Linked DNA regions of Homo sapiens: region 2 is linked to region 1. The links are chromatin loops, found by intact Hi-C in ENCODE. Cell type or tissue: HCT116. All regions are shown on one strand. Each heading gives the region's core, and the rest is flanking DNA. Links, peaks and the distances in the headings are about the cores only.

Region 1 (15,646 bases), core at 3,584-11,583:
TTCAATCTCTAAGTAACACAGCTGAAGGGAATCTTTAAAGCAATATTTGATATGCAGAAATAGAAAAAGAAATTAATTATCCCTACAGACTAGAAAGTATTCCAAGCTAAAAGTATTAAAAGGGGACTTGAGATATCTACTTTAATGTTAAGATAAGAGTGTTGAGTTTGTCTGTACTTCTCAAACCCAGTTCAAAGAGCCACTAAAGTCAGATAATTTTGTTTCCAAAATGAGTATTTTATTTACATTTTTCCAATTTAGGAAAAATAAGTAACAGGTTGACATCAGCAAGATGGAAGAATAGGACGCCCTAAACCCTCCTTCCCCACATGAACACACTGATTCAACGATAATATACGAATTCCCTTTGTGAGAAATCCTGAAACTAGGTGCAATGCTTCTGCACCTGCACAAGTACGAAATGAACAACATCAAACCTGGTAGAAGACTGGAGACACCCTCTTGCCATAATCTGCGAGAGCAATTATGTACCCCCAATACAGCACCATATGATCATAAGAACACCTGCAGCTCCCCACCACTCCTTGGGGAAGGAAAAACTTGGCTTGTGTATCTAACATTCCAACTTTTCTAAGAGCTGCCCTAGGAACTGGCTTCTGTCTTGCCAGCCTTGTAGCACTGATGGAATCTAAAACGCCCTAGATATCTAGGGGCCAGTGATAATGTGACAGAAGTTTGAACAAGCACACAAGCAGTTGCCATGACCACTCCCTGAAGCTCAGCATGAAATGAGTTGGAGAGAAACTCCAGAGCCCAGCTTCTCCTGGGGCAGGGCTCGGGAAAGAGGTAGATCACGTGTCCAACATTCTAACATTTCTGAGGGCTGTCCAAGGGACTGGCTTCTGTCTCATCTGTCTTGTAGCACTGATAGGACCCAGCATATGGACCAGATGGACCAGACAGGACCCTAGACACCTAGGCACCACTAAGAACAAAGACAGCACTTTGGACTAGCATGAAGGTTTGAGAGGTTCTGGGAATCTCTGCTGTGCTGACTGGTGAAGATCTTCTCCTGTACAAAGACAGTCTGTAAAGGCTAAGAGGTTGCTGTTTTTTCCTAATGTGTAGATATCAACAATAAGAGTGAAAAAAATAAACAGAGAAATATGTACCAAAGGATGAAGATAAATCTTCAGAAACTGACCCTAATGAAAGAGAAATATATTACTTATCTAACAAGAGAATTCAAAATAACCATCATAAAGACACTCAAAGAGGTCAGAACAATGTACGAACAAAGTGAGAATTTCAACAAAGACACAGAAAATGTAAAAAAGTACTAAACAGAAATTCTGAAGCACACTCCTAAACAACATACTCCTGAACAGCCTATGGGTCAAGGAAAAAAAAACCAAAAAGAAAATGATTTTGAGACAAATGAAAATGAAAACACAATATAACAAAACTGATGGGATACAGCAAAGGCAGTTCTAAGAGGATGGTTTATAATGATAAACACCTACATTAAAAAAAAAAAGAAGAAAGCAAGCAAATAAACTAACTTTATACCTGTAAGATCTACCAAAAAAGAAAAAAAAAAAAGGACTAAGCCCAAAGTTTACAGAAGGAGGGAAATAATAAAGATTAGAGCATAAATAAAGAAAACAGAGAATAAAAAAATAGAAAAAAATTAAAACTAAGAGCTTTTTGGGGAAAGATTTACAAAACTGACAAGTCGTTAGAGTAAGAAAAAAAAAGACTTAAGTGAACAAAATCAGAAACAAAAGAGGACACATTACAGCATACCATTGTAACTGATACCATACAAAGGATCATAAGAGACTACTCTGAACAATTATATGCCCACAAACTGGATAACCTAGAAGAAATGGATAAACTCCAAGAAATATACAACCCACTAAGACTGAAAAAGAAATAGGAAATATGAACAAATCTATAACTAATGAGATTGAGTCAATTATAAAAAACCTCCCAACAAAGAAAAGCCCAGAACCAGATGACCTCACTGGTGAATGCCACCAAAAACATTTAAAGAATTAATGTCAATGACTCTCAAAGTCTTCCAAAAAATTGAGGAGGAGAAAACACTTCCAAACTCATTTTATGAGGCCAGCCATTACCCTGATACCTATGCCAAAGACACTACAAAAAAAAATTACGGGCCAATATCCCTGATGAACATAAATACAAAAATTCTTAACAAAATACTAGCAAGCCAAATTCAAGATCATATTAAAAGGATCACACCTCATGACCAAGGAGGATTTCTTCCTGGTAATCAAGAATGGTTCAACACACAAAAATCAATTAATGTGATATACCACATTAACAGAATAAAAAAACACATGATCATCTCAATAGATGCAGAAAAAGCACTTGACAAAATTAAACATCCTTTCATAATAAAAACTCTCAAACACTAGAAATAGAAAAAAATTATCTCGACATAATTATAGCTATATATGAAAAGCCCACAACTAGCATCACACTTCATGGTGAAAAACAAAAATTTTTTCCTCTAAGTCTAGGAACAAGGCAAGAATGACCAATCTTGCCACTTCTCTTCAATACAGCACTGGGAGTCCTAGCCAGGGCAATGAGGCAAGAGAAAGAAATAAAAGGCATTTAAATCAGAAAGAAAGAAGTAAAATGATTTGCAGATGATATGATCTTATAAGTAGAAAACTAAAGACTCCACACACACAAAAAAAAACCCTGCTAGAACTAATAAATAAATTCAGTAAAGTTAGTATACAAAAATCAGCATACAAAAGTCAGTTATGTTCTACACACTAACAACAAACTATCCAAACAGGAAATTAAGAAACAATTCCACTTACAGGAAAATTAAAAAGAATAAAATACTTATTAAACCAAACTAAGGAGGTGAAAGCCTTCTACACTAAAAAGTATCTAAAAAAAAACTGATGAAAGAAATTAAAGACAACTCAAATAAATGGAAAGACATCCCATGTTCATGGATTGTAAGACTTAATATCGTTAAAATATCCATACCACCCAAGGTGATCTACAGATTCAATGAGATCTCTATGAAAATCCCATTGGCACTTTTCTTATAGAAACAGAAAAAACGATCCTAAAATTCACATGGAACCACAACTAACCCCAAATCGCCAAAGCAATCTTGAAAAAGAGTAAGACTAGAGGCATCATGCTTCCTGATTTCAAAATATATTACAAAGCTACAGTAATTAAAACAGTATAGTATTAGCAGAAAGATAACCGTTAAATGAATGGAACAGAAGAGAGAGCCCAAAATTAAGCCCACACAAATACAGATCTTTGATGAGGGTACCAAAAATATACAATGGGAGGCCAGGTATGGTGGTTCATATCTGTGATCCCAGCAGTTTGGGAGGCTGAGGCACATGGATTGCTTGAGACCAGGAGTCCAAGACCAACCTGGGCAACATGGTGAAACCATCTCTACAAAAAATTAGGCAGGTGTGATGGTACACACCTGTGCACCAAGAGGCTGAGGTGGGAGGATCACCTGAGCCTGGGAAGTCGAGGCTAGAGTAAGCTGTGATCACATCACTGCACTCTAGCCTGGGTAACAGAGCAAGACCCTGTCTCAAAAACGAACACACACACACACACAAACCCCACAATGAGGAAAGAGCAGTCTCTTCAACAAATGGTGCTAGAAAAACTGAATATTCACATGCAAAAGAATGAAACTGGACCCTTATCTTACGCTACACACAAAAACCAACTAAAAATGGATTAAAGATTTAAACGTAAGACCTAAAACTATAAAACTCCTAGAAGAAAATATAAGGGAAAAGTTTCATGACTTTGGTCTTGGCAATGATTTTGTGAATATGACACCAAAAGCACGGGAAACAAAAGGCAAAAATAGACAGGTGGAACTACCAAAAAGCTCTGCACAGCTAAGGAAACAGAGTGAAAGGCAATCTACAGAATGGGAAAAACCATTTGTATACCAAATAACTGATAAACAGTTAATTTCTAAAATATATAAAGAATTTCTACAACTCAATAGCAAAAAACCCAATTTAAAAAATAGGCAAAGGATCTCAATAGACATTTCTTCAAAAAAGACATTCAAAAGTAGGTAACAAGTATTAGAAAAAATGTTCAATATCACTAATCATCAGGGCAATGCAAACTGGAATCACAATGAAATATTACCTTACACCTGTTAGGTTATCTATCATTGAAAAAAAGAGACATCTAAGTGTTGGCAAGGATGTGAAGAAACTGGAACTCTTGTACACTGTCAGTGAGAACATAAAATGGTGTGGACTTTATGAAAAACAATATGAAGATTACTCAAAAAATTTTTAAAAAGTACTATCATTATGATTCAGAAATCCTACTTCTGGATATTTATCCAAGAGTTGAAATCAGGATCTCAAAGGGATTTGCACTCCACATTCATTGCAGCATTATTCACAATAGCCAAGATGTGGAAACAACCTGAATGTTCATCAGCGAATGAACAGATTAAGAAAATGTGGTATAAACATACATCAAAATATTATTTGGCCTTAAAAAAGGAAATCCTGTCATATGCAACAATACGGATAAACCTTGAGGACATTAAGCTAAGTGAAATAAGCCAGTCACAAATGGACAAATACGAGACGATTCCACTTACATGTGGTATGTATCTAAAGTAGCAAGCTTGTAGAAGTAGAGAATAGAATAGTGTTTGTCAGGGAGTGGAAGTAGGAGGAAATGAGGAGTTGCTATTCAATGGATATAAAGTCTCAGTTCTGCAAAATGAATAAGATCTAGAGATCTGATATACAGCATGTGCCTATAGTTAAGTATGTGTTGTAAAATTATAAATTTAAGAGGGTAGATCTCATGTTAAATGTACTTACTAAAAAAGAGAAAAAAAGTAACGATAGACCAAAATAAAGGCATTTTTAAAATAAATACTCAGTTTATCACAAGTCTAATTCTTTTGCTTCAAGAAAAGTATTATAGAAAACTAAGAACTTATTAAGCAACTGATATGGTTTGGCTGTGTCCCCACCCAAATCTCGTCAACAACTGTCATCCAAACTGTAATCCCCATGTGTCGAGGGAGGGACTTGGTAGGAGGTGACTGGATCATGACAGCAGTTCCCCCATGCTGTTCTCGTGATACTGAGTGAGTTCTCATGGGATCTGATGGTTTTAAAAGGCAGTTTTCCCTGCTCTTACACACTCTTCCTCTCTTCTGCTATGTAAGACATACCTGCTTCCCCTTCCACCATGATTATAAGTTTCCTGAGGCCTCCCCAGCCATGGAGAACTGTGAGTCAATTAAACCTCTTTCCTTTATAAATTACCCAGTCTTGGGTATTTCTTTACAGCACTGTGAAAATGGACTAATACAGCAACTAATTCAGTCTAACTCATTGCTTCAATAAAATTATTGAACTGAACTAAATAACTTATTAAGCAACTGTAAGTACACGAAGAAAGAATTAGACTCTAGGTAACCTTTCCTTCTTAAAAACAGAACTAATAATGGCTACCGCTGGCCAGAGAAACATAAGAAAATATGTGTCAGTGAAATACTTTGGTCCTAGAATATTTTTTGAGACTGTAAACTAAGATAATGGAGAGACTACAGGTTTTAGAATCAGAAATATCTGGGTTCAAAATACTGATTATTTTATTTATTAACAGTCACTTATATGACACCACATGCCAGGCATTGTTTTAAGTGTATTACAAATATTAACACATTATATTAACTCATTTAATCCTCATAACAACTTCATGTGGTAAGTACTGTTATGACCCTCACTTTACAGATTAGATGAAGAAACCAAGATCCATGGTGACTACATAACTTGACAAAGCTCAAACAGCTAGTAAGTGACAGAGCCATAATTTGAACACAAGTAGTCTGGTGACAGAGTTTTTGCCCCTGGGTCAATAATTTAGTCTCTAGGAGTCTCAGATGCATCTGTAAAACTAAATTAAAGCAGTGAATTGTCAAGTTAAAATGTGATAATTCTTGCAAAGCAGCCATTCCAGGACTCAGAACATAGTGGACACTATTTCTACCTTCCTTTCCCCTGGTGAGCAACTGGAGGCCTATGGTAATTGCAAAATGCTATGTTTGGTCCTAAGTGATGATGTCATGAATTTACAAGAAGGTTCTAGTACAATCCAGAGAATATAAATGTATATGAATATGCATTAAGGAACATATTGAGAAAGAATTTGCTACTATTAAATTATAAATTCAGTGGGATATGATATTCATAAAGAATACAGCAGTATAAAAATTGTTCTTATAATTTCACCATTTCCCAATGCCAAAACAATACTAGAGAAATATGTATAAATAGATCTAGACCAAGTAAAAGCCTAACTGTACCGTTACCTGTAGCCAACGTTTTCATTAGAAATGCAAAGATGAAAAGTATCTCTGAATTTTGCTGTCTGTATTCACTAGACACTCCAACAAAGCTCCTGTTAGCCATCACCCCCTTCCAAAGGTAAATCCTGACACTGAATGAATCTGAATCTTTTTTTAGGAAACCATTAACACCCTACACTTGTCCCAGTCATTGTAGCATCCTCTCCTGTATTCCACATAGACATGTGATAGGTAAAATAATCATCTGAGACAATACTACAAAGGATTGTGGCAGGGGGAGCTGGGCTCCTACAGCTAGAAAAATACACTGAGGCTGTTATAAGATGTAAAGGGACCAAAACAGATATAAAAATGATCATTATTTTAGAAGCAATACTGCAGAAAACCAAAATTGTTTCCAGCAGGCAAATATAAGATGGAAAGTTCCCTTTCAGAAATGAATGTACCTCCACTTTGGGAGAGGGAAACCTTACTGTCTATGAGAGCTTTGCCAAGTTACTTAACTCCTCCATCCCTCAGGTTTACCTATACCTCACAGGGTTGTTATGAAGATCAAAAGAATAAATACATGTAATACACTCAGGACAGTGCCCAGCACATTAAAAATGTTATTGATTATTATACACTACAATCATCATTGTCATCATCTACCAGAAACTAGTTCATTTCAGTCTCACATACCTCCACAGGTTCATCATTTTCCAATATTGCTGATGGCATCACTTCTTAAAGCTCATTTTATTTTGTAACCCACTTATTCTCTAAACAACATTTTTCCAGGAAATAATTTAAAATTGCTCTTTTCCAACTAAATGCAACATAATCTTGAGATAATTTCAGCTAAGCCATTCTCAGCATTTGCCAATCCCTCACACCAAGAGAAAACTTATCAAAAATACTTCATGTGCTCCAACATAAAAATGAAAGACATATGTTGGTCATTTAATCTTAATTTTTTGCTCAATTTTCTGCATCTTTTGATTGCCAGCAGGTCATTTCACCAATCAATATAATAAATTAAGTTTTAATAAATTTTCATGTTACTTTTTTCCCTCTATCTTAGGTAAAGTTTTATCATAAGACTCAACAGCTGAAATCATAGCAATGAAAAATCAGATGAATACACACAAGCCTGTCTCATTTTTCTGGGTGATAAAATTAAGTTCCAAATAATGTATGCATTATGAAAGTTACTTTACAACATACCTATTAAATAAGATGGTCTCCTTACTTACTGATTCTTTTCTTTCTTAAAAGAATCATTAAGCAAAGAACCTAAAACAGTAACCCAAATAAAACGCAAAGATACTTTGCTGTGATGAAAGCTCAGAATACTAACCTGAAAAATAAGAACTAAGGGTCTTCCTACTAACTAGGTATAGGTTATTAGATAAATCACTTTACATCTTTAGACTCTGGTTTTCTTATCTGTAAAATGAGAAGGTAGATTAAATTAGCTCCAATTTTCTTTCCTGCTCTAAAAGTCTATGATTCTACAAGGTACTATTTTAAATAAAGTTTAGAATTTGAAATTTTCTCATTTCTGTGATGAAAAATAGATTTTGCTTATTACCTAATGCCCTCACTAGATGGTGCTATTGGCACAGTTATCTCAGGTTACTTGAGGAAACTAGCAGGCCACGTTTCCCAAAAGGGCCACTTAACAGGCTTTGGGGATTACTCCCAGTGAGTGCTTTCCAGGCCACTATAGGATATTTATTATCCCCTTTTCCCTCACATTAAACATCAATAATTCCCCCCACTTCCCCAATAACTATGACAATCAAAAACAATCATACACCATGTCATCCTAGAAGGCTAGCCCAGTTCAGAACCACTAAAAGAATATCAGTTTTCTTTTCCAAACTTAAGAAACTGTTACGAAAAAATTAAAACTGATAGTTTAGTTGCTTGTGAAATTTTTAAAAAGTCATTTCTATAATGACTGCAAAGTGTCAAAAGCTCTTTACAGTGACAAATGAATATTCATACCCCAAAAGATCAAATACTTAACAGGACCTCTTTTGTCAGCTGAAGACTGAACAGCTTGTTATTCTATGCTTAATTTACATGTTGGTCTTACCAGTGATTATTAATTCTATATTAATCATTCTGATAATTTATATAACGACAAATGCCTTCCAAATGAAAAATTAAAAGAACTCCTATAAAAACATAAATTTGCACAATAAAATCACTCATAGCCAGTAGCAGAGGAGCAGCAGAGAACCCTAGGGAAAGTGGGCTGCCTACTTTGAAAGAGGCTTCATGAGTAACATCGTTTTTGTGAATTTTGCACGTTGAAACCTCATAAATCCAATGGGACTGCATATGACCAATAGAACCATCTCTCAGAAATAGTTCCCAGTAACCAAGCTCACAAGATTGACATAAAATCAGAATGCCAACTTCTTAATTTACAGAGATAACTACAGCTGCCCAAACCAGCAAGAGCACATGCATCTATGTCCTTGGGTCAGGACTTTCTCTCCCTTTTAGGCATGCTACAGAGGAAGCCAGGCTGTAATCAGAAGGTTGCCTAGGAAGGAGAGAATTAGGAAAAGGAGGATTATGTTGACATGATTTGAATGCTACAATGGCAAGAAGTCAAGGGAGTCTGATGCATCAAGGTCCAAAAAAAGGATACAAGCCACAAATAAGAATCAAGTCCAGGATACCCAAAATAACTCTTTGATGGAAGTACTATCATGATTCTCACTAGTCAGACTACAAAACAGATTTGAAGAGGTTAAGTGATTTGCTACAGTCATGTGGAGGAGACAAGAGCTCAAACACACATCTGGACTACTGAACCCAAAGTCCTGACCCCTATGCTAGACAAGGTGTAAAATCCTTAAAATTGCTAATAAAGAAGTTTCTGCCTATCCTTCAGTTTTATCTGTTGCCATTGGTGCTCTTGAATTCTGTTGACATTTTAACCACAACAAATTTTCAATTCCTGGAATAAGCCATTGTTTCTCTTGCCTTTGAACACACCATGCCAAACACTACACCTATCAACATCTTCATCAGGATAATTACTATTTATCTTTCAGATCTCCATTTTATCTATTTCTTTCTCAGTCTAATCCCAAGACTAAGTTTTCCTATGTAATTTGATGTAACTTGAGAGATCCCTCAAGTTACATCTCTGCTACATTCTCCCATGGAATGAATGTTTCCTGTATCTCCAATTCATAATACTTCAAACTTTGTTAAAATTATTTATTAAATTTCTGTCTCTTGAATTCTAATGTCATGAAGATATTATGTATCCCTATAATCTGGAAGTTAATTACATTCAATTAATAAATGAAAATCATCATAATGGATCAGAGAAGAGCTAGCACCTAGGTCTGTAAGATCAAACTGTCTTCTGATTGTATTAATGTTAAATGTCAATCCAAAGTAGGGGATTGGTCAGGTGAGAAAGGGAAAAGTCTGGAGGAAAATTCTGGTCAATGTCTTCTTAAAGCCTTATCTTAAGAAAGTGAGTATCAGGCCGGGCACAGTGGCTCACACCTGTAATCCCAGCACTTTAGGAGGCCAAAGTGGGTGGGTCACCTGAGGTTGGGAGTTCGAGACCAGCCTGCCCAACATGGAGAAACCCCGTCTCAACTAAAAATACAAAATTAGCTAGGCATGGTGGCACATGCCTGTAATCCCAGCTACTCAGGAGGCTGAGGCAGGAGAATCGCTTGAACACAGGAGGTGGTGGTTGCTGTGAGCTGAGATCGCGCCATTGCACTCCAGCCTGGGCAACAAAAGTGAAATTCTGTCAGAAAGAAAAGAGGAGAGGGGAGAGGGGAGAGGGGAGAGGGGAGAGGGGAGAGGGGAGAGGGGAGAGGGGAGAGGGGAGAGGAGAGAGGAGAGGAGAAGAGAAGAGAAGAGAAGAGAAGAGAAGAGAAGAGAAGAGAAGAGAAGAGAAGAGAAGAGAAGAGAAGAGAAGGGAAGGGAAGAGAAGAGAAGGGAAGAAAAGAAAAGAAAAAAGAAAAGAGAATATCATCATAGCTTACTGGATCTGTTTCTTACTTGTGGCAGGGTGGAGAATGGAATGGAGGGGAGTAGGACTGGAGTCAATGAAAGCTATCATGAGCCTGCTACAGAAGTTTAGGTAAAAGATGCTAGTACTGGAGATGGGAACATACTGAGATATATTTTATAGATAGAACTGCCAGGACTTGGTGAAAAAATTAAGAGTAAATGATAAAGAACGAATATCTTTATCTATAAACCCTGGAGGACTCCAGGGTTTTTTTTCCAAAAGCAACTGAATAGAGGGTAGTATATTCATTGGGAAAAGGGAGACCAGAAGAAAAACACATGTAGGGAGAAATTAAGAATTTAATATTGAACATACTGGGTTTGAGATAATGTATCTGTGAAATAAAGAAGAGGAGATAGCAGACAGTCCTTTTAAGATAAATGATTAAAAGACACGAGCTCTAAGAATTTTAATTATATTAAGTGTATGAGATAGGTCCAATACTGTTCCTATCCTACAGATGAGAAAAGTTGAGGCACAAAAAGGATAAATAACTTGATCATAATCACACAGCTAGTACTCTCTCTGGGAAAGCAGATTCTCAAACTTGGCAGTATGGTTCCAGAGTTCATGCATTATCTCTACACTTATTGCTCGCTTCTTTGGCAATTGATTGATTACCCCACACTGCAGAGACCCCAGAAAGGTTTAGTATTTGACTTCCAAGAAAGAAAGGTTGAGGTATAAGGGTCATAACAGAGAATTTTTAAAAGTCTCCACAATGAATGGGAAAACCCTACTCCCTTTTCCACTGCCAATCCTCAAACACTGACAAACCAGTTTACTTGTTTTTTATTTTTGTGGGCACTTGGTAGGTTATATATTTAGGGGTTACATGAGATATTTTGATAGAGGCATGAAATGTATAGTAATCACATCAGGGTAAATGGGGTACATCCAACAGCCAGTTTTTACAGGATTCATCTGCAGACACGTGAATGACCACAGAGGAAAGGCCAATATATATTCTATGGGAAGCTTCCCCAAAGAAAGAGCTAGATCGCTGTCCTACAATCTTACAGTAGAGCTCATCATCCCAGCCTATGCAAACTCACCTCAGGCTCTGAATGAGTGAAGAGATCTGCTATGCTCTAAGTGACCACTTAGCACAGAGAATACCTCTGATGGAAAAAAAAAATATATCATTCAGAGCCAACAGAACTGTTTATATGAAACATCCAGCATTCAATCAAAAATAAGCAACGATGCCAACAAACAAGACCAAAGCCAAAAACAGACAACAGAAACGGACCCAGCTATAATACAGAGATTAGAGTTAAGAAACATGAATTTTTAAAAAAATATATGATTAACATATTCAAGAAAATATAAACAAAGAAACATATGACAAAATGGAGAATTTCACCAGAGAAGTGAAATTTATAAAAGAGCATCAAAGGGATATTCTGGAATGAAAAGACAAAGTAACTGAAATTTAAAACTCAAATACGAATTTAATGTAGAACAAATACAGCTAAAAATAAGATTAATGAACTTCAAGATAGGTAGTGGAAAACACATTCTGATACATGGACAGTCAGAGGTTAAGTGATTAGCCTATTGCATGTTCTCACTCATAAGGGGGAGCTAAACATTGACTACACATGGACACAAAGATGGGAACAACAGACACTGGCAACTACCAGAGGGAAGGGGGAAGGAGGGGAGCAAGGGTTGAAAAACCACCTTTTGGGTACCATGCTCACTACCTCGGGGAGAGGATCATTTGTACACCAAATCTTAGCAACGTGCAATTTACCCACGTAACAGACCTGCACGTGTACCCTGGAACCTAAACGTTGAAAAAAATAAAAAATAAAAGAGCAAGCCACAGAATGAAAGAAAACACTTGCAAGACACATATCTGACAAAGAACTTGCACCTAGCACTTATGTGAAAAACTCCTACAACTCAAGAATAAGAACACAAACTTCCTTGCCCAATTTGAAAATGGGAAAAATATCTGAGAAGATAATTCACAAAGGAATATAAATGAAGTGCCAATAGACACATAAAAATGTTCCACATTATATAAATAATTACAAATAAGAAATGCAAATTAAACAAATAGACTAACTTTTCCCCAAAAAAGGGCAAAGATAAAAACAACAGCAATGTTCTGTTTACAAGGGCTACACACACAAGAACACAGGAGGTTTGAAAATCAGAATATTAAAGATTTACCATGCAAGCACTAACTGAAAGAAAGCTGAAATAACAATACTAAAAGGAAAAAGTGGACATTAGGCAAGAAGTATTACTAGAGACAGTGATTTTATTGCAAGAAAAGGACCAATCCACTAGGAAAATCTAACAATCTAACAAGTATGTATATTAAAGATACTTTTAAGATGTACACGGCAAAAATTAATAGCCCTAAAAGGAAAAAAGAAAAATCTACAACCATAATGAAATATTACCAAACCTCTCTTGATAACTACAAAAAAAAGGAAAAAAAATCAGCAAGAATATAGAAGATCTGAAACAACAAAATTGACACACTTGGCAAAACTGACATCCACAGAACACCACCCGCAATGGCAGGATCCACTTTCAAGTGCACGTCATTTTGACAAAATTGATCACATCCTGAGCCACAAAGCAAGACCCAACCCTTTTCAAAGGATTCCAGTCATTCAGTATATTATCCAATCAGAGTGTAACTAAGCTAGAAATCGAAAACAAAAGGTAACTTTAAAATCATCAAATGTTCAAAAACTAAGCAATATACTTCTAAATAACCCATGGGTCAAAGAAGAAACCACAGCGAAAACAAGAATACATTTTAAACTGAAGAAAAAATAACATATCAACCCTTGCAACATGACAAGTAAAGATGCTCTCAGAGGAAAATGTACGGCCTTAAATGTATGTACTAGAAAAAAAAAAGAGTTTAAAATAAATGATAGTAGTATTCATCTTAAGTTAGGGAAAGAACCACATATGAAACCCAAAAAATGAATGCAGAATAAAATAATGAAAAAAAATGGTAACTGACATAACAGAAAACAATTATATAATAGAGACAATAAGCAAACCCAAAAGATGGTTTTGAAAAGATTGATGAAAGTGATAAAATCTAGCAAAAAAAAGACAAGACAAAGAGCACCAATATTAACAAAGGGGACATTTAAAAGATACATGTAAAATAACAGGTATCCTTCAGACATTAAAATATAATAAGAGTATATTAAAACAACTTCATGCCAATGATTTTGAAAATTAAACAAAAATTCCTAGAAAAACTACAAAAACTGAAACAAGAAATAGAAAAATCTGAATAGTTCTATATCTATTAAAGAGACTGAATCCATAATTAAAGACAAACTCATGAAGAAATCTTCAGGCCCATATGGCTTTACCCAGGAATTCTCCAAACGTTTAAAAAATAAATATAGCTAATCTTACAAAAACTCTTCTGGAGAAGAGAAAATGAAGAACACTTCCCTGATCAATTTTATGAGGCCAGCATAACTTTGATTCCAAAACCTGACAGGACATTACAAGAAAAGAAAATTCTAGGCGACTATCTCCTTTGAACATAGGATAAACATTCTAAACTAAGCATTAAACCAATTCTAGCAATATATTAAGGGATAATTGACAAAATTAGGTATATTTCCCCAAAAATGCAACTTAACTTTAAAAAAAATTAATGTAATTTGCCCAATAACAGATTAAAGGAGAAAAATCATATAATCATCTCAATACAGGCAGAAAATGCAGGGGGAAGGAGAACATCAGGAAGAATAGCTAATGGATGCTGGGCTTAATACCTAGGTGATGAGTTGATCTGTGCAGCAAACCACTGTGACACATATTTATTAATGTAACAAACCTGCACATCTGCACATGTACCCTGGAACTTTAAAGTTGAAGAAAAAGTGCAGAAAATGCATTTGATAAAATTTAATATATATACATAATTTTTTTAAATCTTAGGATATTAGAAATGGAAGAGAAACTCTTTCATTTGATAAAAAAGTATCTATAAAAAGCTTACAACAAACATCATAATGGTGAAATACTGAATGCTTTCTTGCCCCTAAGATCAGGGAGATACAAAGTTGCCCATCACCAACTTTGTACTAAAGTTTTTGGCTATTGCAATAAAGCAAAAATTAAAAAGTACAGTTGACCCTTGAACAACATGGAGGTTAAGGGCACTGACCCCTCTGTGCAGTCAAAAATCCACATGTAACATTTGACTCCCCCAAAACCTAACTACTAATAGCCTACTGTTGACCTTGCCAGTAACACAGTAAATTAACATGTTTTGTATGTTATATGTATTATATACTGTATTCTTACAATAAAATAAGCTAGAGAAAGGAAAATGTTATTAAGAAAACCATAAGGAAGAGAAAATATATTTACTATTCATTAAGTGGAAGTGGATCATCATAAATGTCTCCATCCTTATCTTCACACTGAGTAGACTGAGAAGGAAGAGGAGAGTTGGTCTTGCAGTTCCAGGGGTGGCAGAGGTAGAACGGGAGACAGGAAAGGCAGGCATAATCAGTGTAACTTAATGGAGATACTTTGTAATTTCTGTTGTAAAATAAGTCAAAAGTAGTCTTGAATAATCAGAATCCTTCTGCTAGATTGTCTAATGTCAATTTGTTTTCTGGCACTACTATGTCTTTTCTACCTGGCACCATTTTGGAAGCACTCATCTCCATCAAGTCATCCACGGTTAATTCCCCTGATAAGGTGTTTCTATTAGCTCTTGAATTTCTCTAAGATCTGTATATTGAAACCCTTCACTCCCCACCTTTTTTGCCATATCCATAATCTTTTCATCATTTCCTTGACTGGCTCTGTGTGGTCACGCACAACATCTGGATAGTTTGCTTCATCAACAATTTATTATTTCAGGCTTGGTGGCTTTCATGGCTTTTTCTATAACAATGATGGAATCTTCAGTGGTGTAAACCTTACAGACTTTCATAATGTTCTATCGGGGTTCTCTTCAATAGCAGTAACAACCTTTCCCTAAAGTACCCTGTTGTACTGAGCCTTAAAGGTCCTTATGGCCCTCTGATCTGAGACTCAACTAGGAATGTTGTGTTTGGGGGCAAGTAGACCATTTGGACGCCTTCAGTGTTGAACTCATGGGGTTCCAGGTGACCAGAGGAATTGAGAATGTAAAAAGAACTGGCAGTCCTGGCCGGGCGCAGTGGCTCACACCTGTAATCCCAGCACTTTGGGAGGCCAAGGAGGGCGGATCACGAGGTCAGGAGATC
Region 2 (15,646 bases), core at 3,029-11,028, 220 kb after region 1:
GTGTGGTGGCGGGCGCCTGTAGTCCCAGCTACTCGGGAGGCTGAGGCAGGAGAATGTCGTGAACCCGGGAGGCAGAGCTCGCAGTGAGCCGAGATCACGCCACTGCACTCCAGACTGGGCGACAGAGTAAGACTCCGTCTCAAAAAATTAATAAATAAATAAAAAAGAGTGTCCCGCAGAACAACAGTTCCTTGGGATATTAACAGGTAAAACAAACAAGTCTGTACAATTTTGTCTCATTGGCAAAACTAGCAGCTAAAGTCCCTTAGCTGGCTTTTGAGTGAAATAAACTATGAATACTTATAATAGATTAAGAGGCAAGCATAAGGGAAAGTAAAGATAAGCAGAGAAAAGTGACAATATCTTTGGGCTGGGGAGGGCCTTGTCTGTCATATGGTTCAACCTGTTTATTCTGCTGAGTTCTGGAGTGAAGGGACTTGCCCAAGCTCTCTTCATTCCCTGTATTGGTTCCTTTCTTCTCATACTCCCTGCCAGGGTCTGCCTTCAGTGTCTCATCATGTTTCGCTTGGATTGTTATAGTAGCCTTCAAACAAATCTCCCCGCTTTTACACAGCAGCTCAGAGATAATTCAGAAAAGCAACTTCTGGATTTTACTTTGTTCCTCAAAGCCGTTCAATATCTTCATGTTGTCTCAGGTTGTGCTCCCCAAACTGTTGTATGTGACCAGGTCCCAGAGCCATAAGCTAAACATAATATCACTTTAAAATGCTAATTTTACGTGATGGCTAGTAACTAAAAACATCATTTTACATGAAAACAAATGAATATATTATAGCCAAGATGAAAAATTTGGATGGGCTGAAATATTTCAAAGAATTTTTTTTTAGTTGTAGCAGTTGGTGTCAGAACCCTTGCATATTAGTTCATACTCATATTACTATAAAGAAATGCCTGAGACAGGGTAATTTACAAGAAAAGAGGTTTAATTGGCTCACAGTTCTGCAGGCTGTACTGGAAGCATGGTGGCATCTGCTTCCGGGGAGTCCTCAGGGAGATTTTCATCATGGCAGAAGGCAAAGAGGGAGCAGGCACTTCACATGGCAAAAGCAGGAGCAAGAGAGAGGGAAGGGGGAGGTGCCACACACTTTGAAACCACCAGATCTCATGAGAATTCACTCACTGTCCTGAGGACAGTACCAAGGGGACAGTACTAAAACATTCATGAGAAATTGTCCCTATGATCAATCACCTCCCACCAGGCTCCACCTCCAACATTGGGGATCACAGCTCAACATGAGATTTGCAGAGGGAACACAGATCCAAACATATTACCTTAGCAGCACAAGTTTGCTCTTTCCGCCATAAGAGGTGTTTCAGTGGGAAAGTTTATAATTTCTTGGCCCATAGAATAAATGCCAAGTCATTAGTTCATATCCCAGTTTCTCCAAGATCTGTTCAGGCCTGCTTGCCACTCACCCTCTTCTCTTTAATAGATTCTTGGAGACTCCACTCATCAACCATCCCATACCACTTGTATTAGTTTGTTCTTGCATTGCTATAAAGAAATACCTGAGACTGGGTAATTTATAAGGAAAAGAGGGTTTAATTGGCTCATGGTTTCACAGGCTGTAAAGGAAGCATGATGCTGGCATCTGCTCAGTTTCCAGGGAGGCCTCAGGAAACTTTTAATCATGGTCGAAGGTGAAAGGGAAGCAGGGATGTCTTACATGGTCAGAGAAGGAGCAAGAGAGAGAGGGGAGAGGTGCTACACACCATTACACAACCAGATCCCATGATAACTCACTGGCTCACTACACAGTACCAAGGGAGGATGGTGCTAAACCATTCATGAGAATTTCACCCCCATGATCCAACCACCTCCAACACTGAGGATTGCTATTCAGCACGAGATTTGGGCAGGAACAGAGATCCAAACCATATCACCACTTAAAATAGTAACTACTGCCGGGCACGGTGGCTCACGCCTGTAATCCCAGCACTTTGGGAGGCCGAGTTGGGTGGATCACCTGAGGTCAGGAGTTCGAGACCAGCCTGACCAACATGGAAAAACCCCATCTCTACTAAAAATACAAAATTAGCCGTGCATGGTGGCACATGCCAGTAATCCTAGCTACTTGGGAGGCTGAGGCAGGAGAATTGCTTGAACCCAGGAGGTGGAAGTTGCAGTGAGCTGAGATCGCACTATTGCACTCCAGCCTGGGCAACAAGAGCGAAACTCCATCTCAAAAAAAGAAAATAGTAATAATAACTACTATAGTCTCCAAGGTTTAGTAAAAAATGAAAACCACTGTAGGTATCTCAAACAGGAATAAATTTTATACAGGAAATTAGAAGCTTACAAAACCATTAGAAGAACCGGCAGAACAAAGGTTAGGCGAGCCAACTGCCAGTGTTCAGGACGTCAGGAAGCGCAGCCATGGCAGGAAGCTGCTGCTAATGCTTTGGGCTGTCTGCAGCAGCTAAATGGGTTATGTTCAAGAGCGTGGCTGGAAGGTACAGCTCCAGAAAAACTTCACATCTGCCACCAGCTGAAAACCAAAATACTGGCTTTTGAGTCTCTTTTGCCTTTCAAATATTGCATGTATGGCTCTAAGCCCTGAAACTTTGTGATATGGGCTGAATGGTGTCCCCTCAAGTTCACATGTTGAAGTTCATACCCCCCAGTACCTTAGAATGTGATTGTATTTGCAGATTTACCTTAATCTTTTTAAAAAGGGGTTAAGGTAAAATGAGGTTATGTGGGTGGGCCCTACTCTAATATGACTGATGTCCTTATAAAAAGAGGAGTTTAGGACACAGATAGGCACAGAGAGAAGACCACATGAAGACATGGAGATGAGATGACCATCCACAAGTCAAGGAGAGACTTCAGAAACCACCGCTTTCAACACCTTGATCTTGGATTTTCAGCCTACAGGACTGTGAGACAATAAGTTTCTATTGTTTAAGCCACCCAGTTTGTGGCACTCTGTTATGGCAGCCCTAGCAAACTAACATATTCTGGGAATAGGGATTTTGCAAGACTTAGTTATTAGGTTTCTAAGGGCAAAAATGGTACTGAGTTGCAAGAGACAATCTGGCACAGTTGCCCTATGCTAGGCTCATGCTGAGGCCCAGTCATGGCACAAAGCACTTCACACATGTTATCTTGTTTAATTTAAGCCTCATATCATCCATCAGTAGTGGGAACCTAGGTCAGATCTAGAAGCAGATCTCTTTGTGCTCTATCTGGTTGCATATGCACTTTCTTTTTTGGTCCACTCAGGGAACATCTATTGATCTTCAAATCGACGTTAGTTCTTCTCGCTCTTCACCCAATGCCAATCTTCTCCCTCCCCACAGAGCCATTTCCTTCTTTATTTTCCCAAAACCATAGCCCATATGGATTTCTATAATAGTACCTATGCAGATTCTATGCATTTTTACATCTATGCATTTGTTTTCTCCACTAAACTCTAGGTTTCTTAAGAGCAGAGACCACATCTTGTTTGCTTTTGCACTTCCAGAGCCCAACTTTGTGTCTGATACATGGTTTTTCTTCAGGGTGTGTTGGAAGAAAGTGGGAGGAAGGATTCAAACCGGGAAAAGACCAAGGATCCTTTCACCACACTGCAGTGTCAGCATCTCATAAGAACACACCCAGTTAATCCAGAATAGATAGGAAGGAAGAATGCTTTTGCACACACACATGCATACAAATGTGAGAGACTTCTCTGGCTTGATGCTAGGCCACTTCCCTTATAGAAATTGGCCAGCAGTGTGACAATTAATTAACTTTCTAAGTAGCTGATCAAACATCTCATTTACTCAGTCAACAGAGTGTTAAGACAGAAGCGTGGTGGAACGGAGAAAAGGGACCTTAGGGAGCTGTGAAGGAGGCTTTGCAAAGCAGATGACATTTGAGCTTGATCTTAAAGAATGAGTAAGTGTGTTATGAAGGGTAGTGGGTCGTGGGTATTCTAGAAAAGGGAACAGCATGGGCCATGTCTGGAGACTTTGGCTTGTTCAGCAAAGAGCAAGTAGTTAGGGGTGTATATATGTTTGTTATGTGCGAGGGGTGGGGAAGAGGAGAGACAATAGGAAATGAAAAACCACAACAAACTTCTTTGTACACAAATATTTCTTCACATTTCAGATAGTCATAGAATGTCTTAGATCTGGGCATGGTTTATAATATCAAAAATTGGAAATGGCCAATGATAGGAGAATGGACAAGTAAACTATGGTGTATTAACTCAAAACAATATTATATAATAACATAATTACATAATTTATTAAAAGTATTAGCAAATACTTTACATAAATGCATATTAAATAAATGACTATTAAATGAATAAATATTAAAAATAATGGCAAAGATCACAATTGCTTTTGCACCAACCTAATTATATAAGATTGTAATGAAGAACTTGTCACTTTACAGAAATATTTTGTGTGAATAATCCTAAGTGAAATAGTAGGATTTGGTGTGATCATATGCACTTAAAAAATAAAATAGGCTGAGCACAGTGGCTCATGCCTGTAATCCCAGCACTTTGGGTGGCCGAAGCAGGAGGATCACGAGATCAGGAGTTTGAGACCAGCCTGGCCAACATGGTGAAACCCTGTCTCTACTAAAAACACAAAAATGAGTCGGGCGTGGGGGCGTGCCTGTAATCCCAGCTACTCGGGAGGCTGAGGCAGGAGAATTGCTTGAATCTGGGAGGTGGAGGTTGCAGTGAGCTAAGATTGCAGCACTGCACTCCAGCCTGGGTGGCAGAGCGACGAGACTCTGTCTCAAAAATAAATAAATAAAATGAATAAATAAAAAAAATAAAATCCTAAACAGAAGGAAAAAAATGGAAGGAAATATTGTGGGCAGTTGTTATCTTTAGGTGATTTTCCCCTCTCATTCCTATTGATTAATTTTTGCACCTAGTTTATTGATAATGAAGATGAATTTATTTTTTATGTATTTTTGAAAAATCCATGTCCTGTCCTAAAGATTTTTGCTGCCAATTCCTTTATGTTCTGTGGTTATGGGACACTGTTTAGCTGTGACCAGAAGAGAAAAGGCCACAGTATCACCAAACCACCAAGAAGACAAAGGCTTAAGAAAGGAAGCCAAAGACCAAGGGGCATTAGGTCCTTGTGATTCCCGTCTCAGAGTGAAAGCACAAGTCGCAGCTTCAGAGGGCTTCCCAGAGCGGAGTGGGCAAAGCCGATGCATCCACAGTGTCTAGGCTGCGAGGAAACTAAGACGGCCAAATCCCACCCACTCCACCCCACCTTGAATTCCTTCTAAAGCTTCCACAGGTTCCTAGACTCATCTTGCATGCTCTCAGCAATAAGTAGTCCTCACAGTTGAGCCAGATCCCTCCAGCCAGTTTAAAAGTTCTGCCCAAATCTACTTTTCAGATGGCCCCGGTCCGGCTATATGGACTCACCCAGAACAAAGCTAACTTTGCACGTGACAACCCCTACTATTCTGACCTCACTAGATTAGGTTTCATGAGACCAGCCCTTAGGTCTGTTTTGCTGTATCCTCAGCACTCAATATGGTGCCACGTACAGAGTAAGCACTTAGGACATGTTGTAGGATGAATGAACAAGTGAAAGAGTGAGAGAATAAATTCACTCCTGAGTCTTCTCCTCTCCTGGCCAAATATCCCCAGTTCCTTCAACAGTTCTGATGTGGCTCCTGGACCTGTCAGCACTTGTTTTAGATATTCCCCAGCATGTCCGTGTTAAATGTGGATTTCAGGAACTTACACAATAGTCCTGGTGTGGTGTGGGGTGCACGATTCACAGGAACCATAACTTCCCTTATTTAGAACAACCTATTTTAATGAGGCAACTCAAGATCTTAAGAGCCATTATCAAAGCCACTAATGGTTAAAAAATCTGGACTATATTTTTAGGGGTTGGGGCCACTGCTATCAATCCCAGCAGCATGGTGTTCCTTTTTGACCATTCAAGACTCTGCCCAATGTTGTGGCAAAGGCAAGGGTAAGGAGTCAAAAGACCTGGATATGGGCATTGGGCTGGTAGCAGTAGCTACTATGGAGTCCCAGGTTCACTCTGGGCTAAACACTGTGCTAAATGTCTCACAAATATGTTCTCAGTTAACGCTTGTTGCAAGTAGAGTACTGTTTTTATCCATTTTTTACAAATAGAGAAATTACCTAAGCTTATTTCTGGCATTTCATTGTGCAGGAATCTCCAGCTCGTCACTCAAACTCTCTGGGCTTCATTTATTTTATCTGTCAAATGGAGATAATAATAATATCTGTCTTGGATAGTCACTGGGAAGATTTATTAAAAGGTTGCAGTGAAAGTAACTGATAAAGCCTATAAACTTGCAATACATTATTATAAAGGCTCCGATTTTCCAGAGCAAAGTCTGGAGACATAGATTTCAATTTCCTCTCTGTGTCTGTGTCTGCCATTCCAGATTGCTGTCAGTTAATGTAACAAATGTTTTCTTCCTTTCTCTAATCTTGGACATTTTTTTAATAGATTAAGAGTAATTACTCCCAAATGGATACATGAAAGCCCAATTTCTGCCTAACATGCATCAAACCATTCATAAATATGCTTTTCTATTTTATTTATTATTCTTCATTAAATCTATTTCAAGTGGAAACAAACAAATCCACTCTTTCCAAGTATTAAATTAACTCAACGCCAAAGGTGTTTCCTGTAACACTCTTCCAGCAGAGGGCACTATTTCTCTATAAAGAGGGTGCCTTAGTTTTCTAAACTGTGATCCTCAGATTTTGAGGTAATTTTTGCAGAGCCTCATAAATAAATTCAGACCCAAGTATTAAGAATTATTAATGAGGACAATGCCGTTTGGGTTTACTTCATGAAAAGAATTTTCAGTTAGTGCAGAAATGCTGATTTTTGCCCTCTGCCATATACGGTCAGGTATCTCCTTATTTAGAAATCACAGAATATGAGAGTTAGGGCCTTACAGATCACTTAGCCTGCAGATCACAAAGAAACTGCCTGCAGGTGAAATTCAGCCCACATTCATATTTTGTTTGCCTTGCAGAAGTTTATTATTATTGTTATCAGACTAACATTAACCAGGAGGGTGCACACAACATATAGATTTCTTAGCATATTAAAAAAAAAATAAATCTGAAGCTTTCACAATGCTGAGCCAACATGCCTCTATGGTGACAACTGGCTGGGATTCAATAAATTTACACCCTTGTGGACAGGACATATGCACACTAGTTCCCCAACAGTGACTTCTCATCCAGGCTGCCCCATTAGTATACATCAATTACCTGGACCTAAAAGCACTTGAGTTTATGACCTGTAGATTCTGGTCCAACTTCTTCATGTTACAGATGAAGACACTGGAGGCCAGAAATAGGAAGGGCCTTGCTCAAGGTCACACCACAAGTGAGGCGCTGAGACCAGGTCTCATTCCCAGGCCTCCCAACCTACGGGGTCACGGTCCTTTCCCACCTCTGGGGTTTCTCAAAATTAAGAATTGATCCTGACTCCTGCCTGTGCCTCTGTCAGAAAGCTTCAGTCCTTTCCTCCTTTACCCTAAGAGGCCAGTGTTCCCAGGCAGGTGGGAGGGCCACAAAGAGGTCCCAGACAGTGTAAAATGCAAGGAGAGGCTTTGGTGGTGGTGGTGGTTGGGAGTGGGGGGTGGGGTCGGGGAACAGAAAGAAGGGGAGAGGGGGCCCTCTACTAGTTCTTCTAGGGCCTTTTTCTTGGCTACTCCTGCTTTCCTAGGGCTAGTTTTGCTTCTCAGATCCTGATTTCTTGGGCTGATGGACAGAACTTGGAGAGCACAGTCAGAGAGACTTACTTTCTTAAAATTTCTGGGCCAGCCGGGCGTGGTGGCTCACGCCTGTAATCCCAGCACTTTGGGAGGCTGAGGAGGGTGGATCACGAGGTCAGGAAATCGAGACCATCCTGGCTAACACGGTGAAATGAAACCCCGTCTCTACTAAAAAAATACAAAAAAAAATTAGCTGGGCGTGGTGGCGGGGGCCTGTAGTCCCAGCTACTCGGGAGGCTGAGGCAGGAGAATGGCGTGAACACAGGAGGCGGAGCTTGCAGTGAGCGGAGATCGAGCCACTGCACTCCAGCCTGGGCGACTGAGCGAGACTCTGCCTCAAAAAAAAAAAAAAAAAATTCTGGGCCTTGGTTTCCTCATCTGTAAAGTGGAAGCATTATTACTTTGTGGAGCTTGTGTAAAAATTTTCTATTCGATAAGAAAAGCATTTGTGATTCATTTGCTTATTGACTGCCTACTAGATGTAGAATGTTTGGGGGTACAGCTATGCCTGAAACATGAGGATCCTAAATAAATGGCAGCAATTATTGGGGAGAAAAAGGAGACAGGCTTCTTGTTATCCTGTGGAGACTCTGTGCCTTTGGCCCTGAGGCCTCCACATTCCAACAGCTCTCCACCTAAGCCTGTGCTGCATATCTCGGCTGCACATTAAAATATCCTGGGCAGCGTTTAAAATCCTTGGTGCCCAGGCTCCTCCTAGAACAAGTAAATCAGAATCCCCAGGGGTGGTGTCTGGTCATTAGTGCAGCACAGCTGGGAACCACTGTCATAAATCCTCTTCCTACCATGACACAGCCTAAAGCCGTTTGCTTTCCTAGGAGCCACGTTGGCCACACGCTTCCTTTGCTGCAACCCCACTCCTGCCCTTTGAGTCTGGACATATTAATGAAATTCCTCTGACCTTCTATTTCTTTTTCAGGAAAATAGGGGTGTAGGGGAGACAGTTGGTAGCCTAACCGGCATCTGTTAGCTCCTTTTTCCATCTAAGCAGAAGGCAGATTTTGGAAGCTGACCACCTCCAGGGGTGAATCTGATTGGCCCAACAGTTATTCAGTCAATCCTCTTTTGTCAGTGATTGGTTTAGGAACGAGACTGTGGACCGAACTCCGTTATATAAGATGTGAAAGGAGGCCTCTAGGAAAAGTTTTCTTGCTCTTGAAAAAGAGGAAGAAGACCATTGTGTGGTGTTTTGATTTGACATGTGGAACTGCTGCCGCCATCTTGTGACCAGCCTGAGGATGAAGGCGACACCGGGGCACAACATGTAAAGATGAATGTTGGTTAACTGGAGTTTTTATTCAATAGAAAATTGAAGTGGCAAGCACGATGAGTAGAAGAGAACTAGAATTTACTGAGTCCCTATTATGTGCCAGACCCTCTGTTAAGTTCGGTATAATATGTGCCAGCTCATGTAATTCTGACAACTGTGGTCTGGCATTAGAAAGTAATCAGTTAGACTCTATTGATTTTTTTTTTTTTTTTTTTTTGAGATGGAGACTCCCTCTGTCTCCCACGCTGGAATGCAAAGGCGCGATCTAGGGTCACTGCAACCTCCTCCTCTGGGGTTCAAGCGATTCTCCTGCCTCAGCCTCCTGAGTAGCTGGGATTACAGGTGCCTGCTGCCACGCCCAGCTAATTTTTGTATTTTTAGTAGAGATGGGGTTTCACCATGTTGGCCAGGCTGGTCTTGAATTCCTGACCTCAGGTGATACACCCGCCTTGGCCTACCAAAGTGCTGAGATTACAGGGCTAAGCCACCGTGCCCGGCCGACTCTGTTGATTTTTCTTTTAGCTCTGACACTTAGGCAAATGCTTTCATCTCTCTAAACCTCAGTTTTCTCATCTGTGAGATAGAAATGATAGAATATATGCATTATGTGGTTGTTAGAAGAATTAAATGAAATAATGCTTGTAAATAATGCATGTAAATAATCTAGTAAATAATTAGGACCCAATGAAAACCAGGTGTTACATATGTTTATCAACCTGTAAGGCAGGTTATTAGTTTTATTATTATTGTTATTGTACTTTTTACATATGAATGGAATAAGAATTACAAGACCCAAGTGGACTTGCCTAAGATCTCACAGTGTGTAAGTGGCAGAGCTGGGATTTAAACTCAAGAATTCTTTTTTTTTTTTTTTTGAGATGGAGTCTCACTCTGTCACCCAGGCTGGAGTGCAGTGGTGCGATCTCGGTTCACTGCAACCTCTGCCTCCCAGCTTCAAGCAATTCTCCTGCCTCAGCCTCCCAAGTAGCTGGAATTACAGGTGCACGCCACCACGCCCAGTTAATTTTTTGTATTTTTAATAGAGATAGGGTTTCACCATGTTGGCCAGGCTGGTCAAGAATTCTTACTACTAATCCACTGTTCATGCTTTTTCTCTCCTCTCCTGCTTGCTATATTCAGTTGAGGAAATCCCAGTATTCTCCTGCAGTAAGTAGTCCATGGAGAATTCTTCCACAAACACAAGTTTTCAAGCAAATGAAATGAAAAAGAGAAGCTGAGTCTGAGGCATGGGTGTGACCCAGAGGCTGAGAAAAGCAAGGAACCCTCTTCAGCCTGACATACTTTAGGCTTGCAAAGAATAAAGGCTCATAGGATAATAGAATCTCAAGATCCAAAGAACCCTTAGAGATCATACAAGTATAACCCAACCCCATCCATGCTGAAATTCCTCTTTGCCTACCTTTTGAGATGGGGACTTCCAACTCTCCAGAGTGGGGCAACTCTGTTGAAAAGTTCTACCATTCCTTGAGATTACATTTGCATTTGCCTCCCTTGAAGTTCCACCCATTGGTCCTAATTGTAGCCTCTAGGGAAAGAAAGAACAACGCTCATTCCTTTGCTACATGGCTGGCTGCCCTTTGGAAGCATGGTGATGAGAGCTCACTTCACCTTGAGTCTCCTTCTCACCTTCAAGCTGCTCCATCATGCAGCTTTCTCAACTGGTCCTCAAACAATACTGTTTCCAACTCCACCACCATCCTGACCCTTCTTTTACTCCACCACCATCCTGACCCTTCTTTTGCTATGGAGGGATAGAAATGGAATCAACAATTGCAGAAGGGTTTCCTAACAATCAGAGCAGTTCCCCAATAGACCAAGTGGTCAGTTTGAAACATTATTGTTTATATGTAAATTATACTTTTAAGAAGTCACAGGGGGGAAACTATTACCTAATGTGGTGGGCATCTGTTTTTGTTTGTCCAACATCCATTTCATTTCTTTTGGGATTAAGATTAAAACTCCCTTGGGTGAACAACCAAAGTCATTTGGATACAGTCTGGATGAAACAGTTAGCAAGGTGCCCTACTGTCCCCTAGCCATAGGCAGAAATATGGTCCTCACTGGGCTGGCCAGATCTTCCTTCCCTAGTTGGACAGGAATTAGGGTGGATGGTTTGAACTCATGGGTTGTCAAAAGGGCAACCGGATTAGCCTGCTCATAGTTCCTGTGGAACCCCTAGAACCACTTCTGTCCTCCTCCCGGCTTCCTAAGCTTGGCTCCCAGCTTTCCTTTTGAACTTTTGAATTCCCCCATATATTCCCAGCATGTTTCCTTTCTGGTATATATTCATCAGATGTAATTTCTGTTGCTTACAGCTAAAGACCTTTGATTTATTTGGTAATAGAATAAAGGGCAAATAACATGATGGAATTTTGATAAAGCAGACTCAAAAACATAGGAAAAAATAAATACAGAATTTACTTAATCTCTATTATATTATCTTATGTTATAAATGTATGATGAATATTTTTTATGTTAATAATATTTTTAAAAATTAACTTTTATTATAAAAGAGCATGTGCTCATTATAGAAAATTTGGAAAACATATAATAGAAAGTGATATATTACCTATATAAAATTATTACTTGACTGCCAAAAGTCTGAGTCTATGCCCAGGGCAGAATTTACGCCACTCCATACTAGCCTGGCTTTTTGGTTACCTTTTGGTCTGTTTTTATTTCACTGGGAATGTGGGCCAGTGCTTATTTTCACAGCCAAGTTAATTAATGAGAAAATCCTCAGACTTTCCATTTATCACTTCCAAACACCCACTTTTGATGAGTCAGTTGCCATTTGGACAATATAGGATAATTTTCAAATTCATTACAACAGGACAACAATACAGCCCATTTCTTACTCATGTTATCTCCAAGGGATTCTGACTTCATTAATCTTTGGACCACCACTCTCAAACAGGGAAGGGACATTAATCACAGTTCTCCAGTGGGGGAGCAACAGGACCCGGAGAGAGCAAGTGGTTTGTCATTTATAGAGAAGTGCTGGAGTAATTGGAACTATATATCCAGCTTGGAGTCTTTCTAAAAAAAAAAATTTTTTTGCTATTAGACAATCAATCAACCATGTTTATATATTTAGTAGATACCTAATATATGCTATGAGTACTTAAATGTACGCAAAATACAAACAACTGTGGGTTATAGCTCTTATCCCCTTACAGTCCAAGGAGCAAGGAAAGACAAATCTGTTAGAAAAAACATAGTAGCACAGATATGATACTGTGTTGTTCATTAAATATAAAGCAGCTGCTGTTTTGTTCTTTGAACACAGTATAAAATCTAATTCCTTGGCTTTTATATCTTTTCTCTGCTTATGCAAATACTTGTTAGTATCTGTCATACACAAGGCTCTTTAACACACATCTCCTCTTTACATGATCACAACCACCGGGTGAAGGAGGCACTCCCATTTCATCCTACAGATGAGGGTGTGGCAGTGACAAAGCAGGTATGCCCTCTCCCTTCTCTCTCCCTGGGCTTTTCCTGGCTCCTCTTGCGCATCCCCACGGCCTTATCACCACTGCGTTCATGTGTCCCACATCTCTCTCTTAGCCTGGCTCTTTCTCCCTCTGCTGAACTTGAGAGTCGTAACCAAGTAACACTAGACAACTCCACCTAGAGTTTCTGCAGGCATATGAAACTCAATATGCCTTAGACCAAAGACATCTCTTTTCCTTCTCCAAACCTATTGCTCTTGTTTTGTTTTTAGTCCTGGAAAATACTGTCATCCACTGACACTCTAGCCAGAATCCTGAGAATCAGCCTAGATGCCTCCCTCCCCAGTGGACTCTTTTTCCATTCATTCAGCTATGATTGCTACTTCCTAAGTGTACCTCGAAACCTCCCCCTTCTCTCCATGTCCACCAGAATGATCCTGGCCCAGGCTCTCACCCTTTATCTGCTGCTTGTTGCATCAGCCTGTCTCTTCTTGTCCACTATCCACCTCTCTGTAATTCATCCTCTATGCAACAGAGAAAGGGGTCTTCTATAAGAGATGCAAATATGATCATGGCAGTCACCTATGCAATGGCTCCCCAGTGCCCTGGGTACAAAGACCAAACTTTTAAGCATGACATATAAGTCCTTTAGGATTTATTTTCAGTCTGCCTCTGAACCTCTCACCTTCTTACTTTGGCCTATTTTTTTTTTTTTCTGCCTGGAACTTTTTTTCACTTTCTTCATCACCTAACGAACTCCCATTCATCTGTCAAGAGCCGGCTCAGGTGCCATCTCCTGTAGGAAGCCTTCCCTGACCTCCAAGATGGAAAAAATTTGGGAGGCAGGTGAGTGAAGGCAGGGTTTGATTCCCCTGACATCTTCTTTGTATGGTCATGCTGGTCTGGCTGTGACCGTCAACTGTCAGTCACTCTTCCTCTTATGCTGATCTTCTCGACACTACTCTTCCCTTCTAGGTTCCCATAGCCAATTCCCTCTGTAATTCTTTTGAATGTTAGCACCACTGCTGCTAGCCCTGGGTTCCTGCACAGCCCTTATGAGTCACCTGCATCCCACCCACATCCTTGTAAACACTCCCTTTGTAATAAACTTTCTTAGAATTATCCTAATATGGGTGTTCCATAGGTTTCCTATCAGGACCCTGTCTGATCCACCAATATTTTGCAACCAGAATCATATAGTCTTCTGTTAACATTTCAAAGCTACATCATCTTCATTTCTGATTGATCTTTCATTGACCTTGGTTTGTAACTCTTTAACCTAAAAGTGAGGGCAAAATAGTTTTTCTATCCCATTTGCCAAGAGAATGAAAAAGCTATTAAAATACACTACCTTTATTTCCAGGACATAGATCTTATCACAAGAATCATGGCCAGGCACAGTAGCTCACACCTGTAATCCTAGCAGTCTGAGGTAGGAGGATTACTTGAGGCCAGGAATCAGAGACCAGCCTGGGCAACATAGCAAGACACTGTGTTTACAAGAAAATTATAAAAAGAAAAAGAATCATAAAAAACTACTAACAGATCTATCTATTCATTAGACTGTGTGCACCATGAGGGCAGGAATTGGGTCTTTTTCACCATTTATTCCCAAAGCCCAGCCCTGGAATACAGTAGACACTCAGTAATAGTCAATTAATGAACAGATCACTAGTAAGCCTTTAAAATATTTGTAGAATAAATGAATGAATACCTGGATGGAGAAAGAGTTGATATCCCAAACCTGTAAGTCTTAGGAACTCTGGTTGTTAACAAGTGAGCTCCCTTTTTTATTTTGTCCCCATGCCAGGATACTGAAGTGTTATTTTGGTAGAATTGGCAATTTTCTGAAAGAAGTTGAAAATATCTTTCTTGGGTTGGGCAAAGTGGCTCACCCGTATAATCCAAACACTATGGGAGGCTGAGGGAGGAGGATCACTTGAGGCCAAGAGTGGGTTGGGCAAAGTGGCTCACCCATATAATCCAAACACTATGGGAGGCTGAGGCAGGAGGATCACTTGAGGCCAAGAGTCGGAGAACAGCCTGGGAAATAGAGTGAGCCCCGTCTCTACACAAATAAACTAGCCCCTGGCACCATAGCAGCCTGAGGGCGCCTGGGCCCAGTCCAGGAAGCTAAACAGGGTCGGGCCCAGTGGGAGCTTGGAAGGGGAGCCGCCTGGGGAGCCCAGGGGCTAGAGGCTTTTGCTGGGGGAGGTGTGAGCCACCTGTAATCCCAGCACTTTGGGAGGCAGAGGCAGGTGGATCACCTGAGGTCGGGAGTTCGAGACCAGCCTGACCAACATGGAGAAACCCCATCTCTACTAAAAATACAAAATTAGCCTGGTGTGGTGGTGCATGCCTGTAATCCCAGCTACTCGGGAGGCTGAGGCAGGAGAATCACTTGAACCCGGGAGGTGGAAGGGAGGCGGAGCTTGCAGTGACCCGAGATTGTGCCATTGCACTCTACCCTGGGCAACAAGAGCAAGACTCTGTCTCAAAAAAAAAAAAATAAATGAATAAATAAAAATAAACTAGCTGGGTATGGTGGTGGGTGCCTGTAGTCCCAGTTACTCCTGCTGAGGCAGGAATATTGCTTGAGCCCAAAAGTTGGAGGGTGCAGTGAGCTATGATCACACAACTGCACTCCAGCCTGGGCAACGGAGCAAGACCTTGTCTCTAAAAAAAAAAGAAAGAGAAAGAAAAGATGTATTCTATTCAAGGTGTCTCTGGAACACATACTTGGAGAAAGAACACTGCTGGAGTAGAACCACTAACCATGCTGTCACTCCCATCTTCTCCCTGACCCCCCTTGTCCCACCCCTTCAGATTTGACAACTCTGTAGGAAACCAATTTGCCGTTAATCACAAGGGAGTTTTATTTACTCTGCTGAAAGAATTGAAAAGCAGTCATTTTTATTAGCACCACAGCTGGTTCTTCCATCATGGAAGAAATACAATTATGCGTCTTCCTATGGCTGAATGCAGACAGCTACAACCTCATTATTCATTCTGGTAGGAAGCAGGCCTTTATAATGAGCAGAGGGAAAAATGTGCCCCAGTCTCATTTGTAAAAGGAACAAATCTTAGTTCCTCGAATGACATTGCCACTGTCAC

The links. Hi-C counts contacts between places; a loop is a spot of excess contacts. Peaks named below come from ENCODE experiments on the same cell type or tissue, not always from the same donor. Only the 100,000 strongest peaks of a DNase experiment are listed, where the experiment ranks them.
Region 2: it touches region 1 in a loop (2.9-fold over the local background); 4 of 110 quality-filtered maps call a loop at or near these places.

The regions. Positions count from the first base shown.
Region 1 is chr1:58,508,050-58,523,695 of GRCh38, forward strand. All of the region lies in intron 7 of OMA1 (OMA1 zinc metallopeptidase), which reads right to left. It also overlaps a transcript of DAB1 not described here. Among named protein-coding and RNA genes, the nearest start is that of OMA1, 31 kb to the right of the region's middle. In HCT116, for the core only: a CTCF peak has its summit at 7,937 (motif pointing right); a DNase peak (open chromatin) is centred at 7,972.
Region 2 is chr1:58,733,365-58,749,010 of GRCh38, forward strand. All of the region lies in intron 5 of LOC112268263 (a long non-coding RNA gene), which reads left to right. LOC124904191 (a long non-coding RNA gene) reads right to left here and starts at 12,019. Exons shown (of 3, transcript XR_007066130.1): 1 at 11,936-12,019; 2 at 10,704-10,818; 3 at 10,514-10,602. In HCT116, for the core only: a CTCF peak has its summit at 6,685 (motif pointing right); a DNase peak (open chromatin) is centred at 6,667.